2 separate regions of the Homo sapiens genome follow, and region 2 is linked to region 1. Evidence: read pairs that join two places in POLR2A ChIA-PET (ENCODE). Cell type or tissue: OCI-LY7. All regions are shown on one strand. Region 1 overlaps KDM2B (lysine demethylase 2B). Region 2 overlaps KDM2B (lysine demethylase 2B).

What was found. Peaks named below come from ENCODE experiments on the same cell type or tissue, not always from the same donor. Only the 100,000 strongest peaks of a DNase experiment are listed, where the experiment ranks them.
Region 2: POLR2A ChIA-PET joins it to region 1 with 6 read pairs; 5 of 35 experiments call an interaction of 5 or more read pairs at or near these places.

What each region holds. Positions count from the first base shown.
Region 1 is chr12:121,489,887-121,492,386 of GRCh38, reverse strand. All of the region lies in intron 12 of KDM2B (lysine demethylase 2B), which reads left to right. Among named protein-coding and RNA genes, the nearest start is that of MIR7107, 47 kb to the right of the region's middle. RefSeq lists an enhancer at 1,272-1,985. In OCI-LY7, no CTCF peak of the experiment used is centred here; a DNase peak (open chromatin) is centred at 1,206; H3K4me3 peaks cover 1,224 bases; H3K27ac peaks cover 2,255 bases.
Region 2 is chr12:121,437,897-121,440,396 of GRCh38, reverse strand. KDM2B (lysine demethylase 2B) reads left to right here. Exons shown (of 23, transcript NM_032590.5): 22 at 322-540. Among named protein-coding and RNA genes, the nearest start is that of MIR7107, 5.2 kb to the left of the region's middle. In OCI-LY7, no CTCF peak of the experiment used is centred here; no DNase peak of the experiment used is centred here.

The sequences.
Region 1 (2,500 bases):
GCAGTGAGCTGAGATGGCGCCACTGCACTTCAGCCTGGGGATGCACTATAGTTTTATTTGCTAAATCTGGCAACTGTAGTTGAAATGACTATATTTTTGATATATTGTTGAAACAAAATGGATTATTCCGATGAATTTCATTGTTTCTTTTTACCTTTTCAAATGTGGCAACAAAAAAACTCAAAAGTACCTATGTGGCTCACCTTCTATTTCTTTTATTTATTTATTTACACAGAGTCTTAACTCTGTTGCCCAGGCTGGAGTGCAGTGGTGCAATCATAGGTCACTGCAACCTCTGCCTCCCTGGATCAAGCGATCCTCCCATCTTAGCCTCCCGAGTAGCTGGGACCACAGGCACATGCCATCACGCCTGGCTAGTTTTTTGTAGTTTTGGTAGAGATGAGGTTTTGCCATGTTGCCAAGGCTGAACTCCTGAGCTCAAGCAAGCCGCCTGCCTCGGTCTCCCAAAGTGTTGTGATTACAGGCGTGAGCCACAGTGCCTGACTTACCTTCTGTTATTTCTATTGAGCAGTGCTCTTCTGCATAATTCTTTGATTATCTTCTTCAGGTGTACTTTTTTTTTTTTTTTTTTTGAGATGGAATCTTGCTCTTGTCACCAGGCTGGAGTGCAGTGGTGCAATCTCGGCTCACTGCCACCTCCGCTTCCTGGGTTCAAGTGATGCTCTTGCCTCAGCCTCCCGAATAGCTGGGATTACAGGCGCGTACCACCACGCCCGGCAAATTTTTTGTATTTTTAGTAGAGACGGGGTTTCACCATGTTGGCCAGGCTGATCTTGAACTCCTGACCTTAGGTGATGTGCCCACCTCGGCCTCCCAAAGTGCTGGAATTAAAGGCGTGAGCCACCATGCCCGGTCATAAATAAATATTTTAAAAATAAGGAAGTAAATAACTTCAGAGCCACAAAATGGTGTGAAGCAGAAGAAGAATGAATACCCCAGGTCCACCACCGAGCCCTGAAAATAAATGACCACCAGCTCAGCTGAAACTCCTGGGCACTCCCCAGTATACACAGCAGCTTCCAGATGCAGTTTGTCTATTTGACTTTACCCTTCCCATGAGGCTGGGAGATGGAGGGTGTTATCGCCCCAGTGCAGTTGAGGAAGCACAGAGCTCGGAGAGGTGCAGCAGTGCCTCTCGGGCCACTTCCTTAGGAGAAGAAAGGCGTTGGACCCCAGATGTGCAGGTTTCTGTCATTGCACAGTGAGGAACCAGTGATATGTGGCGGGGAGAGTGGGGAGGGAGGCCCCTGCTATGTTTATGCATTTCCTGGCTGGTGGGGTTAAAAAGTTAACAGGAAAGGAAGAAGTAACTAAACGACTGACTGCCTGGGCTGCCCGGGGTCTCTGGGTTCCCAGGTTGCAGCTTCCTCCCATTGGATGCAGGTTGGGGTGAAAGATCAAGGGTGCTCACTGAGGCCCTCAGGATGCGAGGTAGGGAGTGGTATTTGATCTGGGTCGGGTTACCTAACAAGTAATTAATGCTAAGTGATGATTAGCAAGAAATGCTTTGATCTCCCACCTTGCCTCCAGGAGAACAAAGCCCTTTTCTGGAACTGATTAGGTGCTGTGAGGTCATTTCTGATGCGGTGTCCTTCATATCCAAGATGCTACTGAGCCACCATCTATCACCATCCACCCGACTGGCTGTTTCCACGAGTGGTGTAGGATTTGTTTTGATCTGTCTACACTCTGGCTGCTTCCTTTTATGACCAACGGGCAGGATGGTGGGGGCCTGTCTGTGACCTTACAGGCTGGGTGAAGGAACGGAGCTTATTTGAGGCCCAGCCTCTGACCTCGGCCTTATTAGTGAGCTGACCCCTGGCTCAGCTGCCAGACATGGCTACTGGCTGGCTTGCTGGTTTATTCCCAGAGGAAGAAACTGAGGAAGGACGGAGGACCCAGCCATGACTGCCTCTGGCTAGCAAGCCAGCCTGTGGACCCTGCCAGCTTCTTCATCCATTATCTCTAGTGGCCAAACCAGGCTGCCACTTGAATTTCAATTATTGGCAATTTTTCTGGAGTATGGGAGCAGAGAGGCTGGAGTGTGGAGGACAAGCACCCTGATGGGGGCATGGAGACAGTCCTCATCAGTAGCTGTTGGATCAGCTTCCTTACGGGGACATTTTGGGGCCACACAGGAGCCACAGGAGGAAGCAACACACCCTCGATGCCTTGTGACCTTTGCTTCTGCTTTGTCTCTCTCCCCTTTCCTCCGAAGTTGGTCCGTTCCATCCCAGAGGCCTGCTCCGTCTGGGGTCCCTCCGGAGTGACACACAGCCTTTCCCTGAAGGAGAGGCACGTGATTCAGTGAGAGAGGCCCCGAGTGCTTCCGGCGGGTCCCTGCCCCGCTCTCAGTCCTGTCGGCCCGCAGTCATGAAGCTGATGCTGTGCAGTTGAGGCGGAGGAGGCTGGCAATAATGGCTGTCGTGTATTGCCACCTACTCAGGGTCCTGTAATTTCCCAGGAAGGCCGTGTGCTG
Region 2 (2,500 bases), 52 kb after region 1:
GCCTAGGTCCGTGCTTCTCGCCAAGCCATGGGGATCGGAGATGCTGCGCAGCCTCTGCACTGGTTGGCTGATGACTACTGGGTGGAATGTGGGCATAGTGTTTCTAGGTCTTTTAGTTTTTCAAGAGAATCTGAAAATCTAAGTTTTGATGTGGAGTCTGATTTTTCACTGTTGGAATTATGATTTTGGGAGGAAGCAGTTTATAACTAAATGAAATCTGAGTGTTCTGTCTGGCTGGTGGGCCTTTTAGAGTGTCATGTCAGCATGACCAGGCCTCCTCGGTCAGATTGACGGGTTGCCCCCTCCTTCCTGCCCCACCAGGTCAGATGGACAATCGGAGCAAGCTCCGGAACATCGTGGAGCTGCGCCTGGCAGGCCTGGACATCACAGATGCCTCCCTGCGGCTCATCATCCGCCACATGCCCCTGCTCTCCAAGCTCCACCTCAGTTACTGTAACCACGTCACCGACCAGTCTATCAACCTGCTCACTGCTGTTGGCACCACCACCCGAGACTCCTTAACCGAGATCAACCTGTCTGGTGAGTCAGGGGCCCCCATCGGGTCTGCCTAACACTCCGTGGGAGAACCAGGAGGTTCACATTTGTGGAAAACGATTCGTGTGTCTACAGCTATGTGGTCACAGTGCTAGGTGTCTCGTTTACTGAGACAGACAGCCCAGTCCAGGGGGGAAACACAGTAAACAAAGAGTTACTGTTGGCCGGGTGCGGTAGCTCACGCCCGTAATCCCAGCACGTTGGGAGGCCGAGGCAGGTGGATCATAAGGACAGGAGTTCGAGACTAGCCTGGCCAACATGGTGAAACCCCGTCTCTACAAAAAAATACAAAAATTAGCCGGGGGTTGGTGGCCGGCGCCTGTAATCCCAGCTACTCGGGAGGCTGAGGCAGGAGAATCGCTTGAAACTGGCAGTGGAGGTCGCCGTGAGCCAAGATGGCGCCACTGCACTCCAGCCTATGTGACAAGACCAAAACTGTCTCAAAAAAAAAAAAAAAAAAAGTTACCATTGGAGTTGTAGTAATTGCTACCCCAAAATAGTGCCAGTTAGCAGCAGCCACAAGCACATAGCAGTGGTTCCTGACCCAAAATACGGACAAGGGACAGCTTCCCGAGGGGGTGCAGAAGAGCCGGTGCCTGACAACCAGGGTGTTGAGACAGTGGGGGCCGGGAGGCAAGGGCCCTGGTGGGCAGGAGGGAGCTTGGTTTCTGCCTTTGCTGTCGTTGCTTACATGCACCCCTTGTGACCCTGCTATCAAGGGGCCTGTTGTTGGAGAGAAAAAAACCCACAGTGAGTTCCATTATTGTTCTCTGTCTGTCGCTGTGGTGCAGGATCTTCGCTCGCTGCACTTGCCGTTGGGGCGGCAGTTGGTTCTGAAGGACTTGGGGCTCCAGTATGCAGCGAGGTACACAGAGCAATGCTGCCTGCTCTTCGCCCAACTAACCCAATTTTGGTCTGGTAGCTTAGGATGGTCTGGATTGGGGGGTGTTGGGTTTGCGTGAGAGCAAAAAAAGAAAGAGAAAAAGAAACTACAGGTTTTTTTTTTTTTTTACCCTTAGAAATTACCAAGTACTAAGGACATCCCCATCTCATCAAATTACATTTTTCACACAGCGCAGTGGTGACATACACGTTGTTTTCTCCTCTGCATCCCACATTTATGCCTGATAAACTGTCTGGCAACCATGCCTCATAGCAGGGGCATGGGAGCTTTGGATGGGATGAGATCATTCGGGACCTAGGAAGCCATTCCTTCTCCTCATGAAGTTTTGGTGGCAGGGATTGTTCCACCTCGTGGACGCAAAGAACCAGAGTGAATTGAGGCTTCTCCAGCTCAAGGGCCAGGTCATGGCCTTGAATGGGTGATGGAGCTGCCCTTTGGAGAGGGCCTGGGAGTCGTCTTACTCTAAGTGCTGGCATTTTATTACATCTCTTCATTATATCCTGGTTTAGTTATTATGGATGCGTAGCAGAGATCTCAGTATAAATTCCCTCCCCTGCGGTGTGGGCCATGCTGTGTGTGTGCATGCAAATCATCTTTTGCATTTTGTTTTTCCAGCATGATAAATTGAGGTCATCTTTTTATCTCAGTGCATACAGCTCTCTGCATTCTTTTTTTTTTTTTTTTGAGATGGAGCCTTGCTCTGTCACCCAGGCTGGAGTGCAGTGGTGCGATCTCGGCTCACTCCAGCCTCTGCCTCCCAGGTTCAAGTGATTCTTCTGCCTCAGTCTCCCGAGTAGCTGTGATTACAGGCGCCTGCCACCATGCCTGGCTAAGTTTTGTATTTTTAGTAGAGATGAGGTTTCACCATGTTGGCCAGGCTGGCCTCAAATTCCTCACCTCAGGTGATCCACCCACCTCTGCCTCCCAAAGTGCTGGGATTACAGGCGTGTGCCACCACGCCTGGCCTGCATTCTTGTTAAGAGCTGTGAAGTATACTAAGGCATATCTCTATACCTAAACTCTTCTAGATTTTCTTAAAAA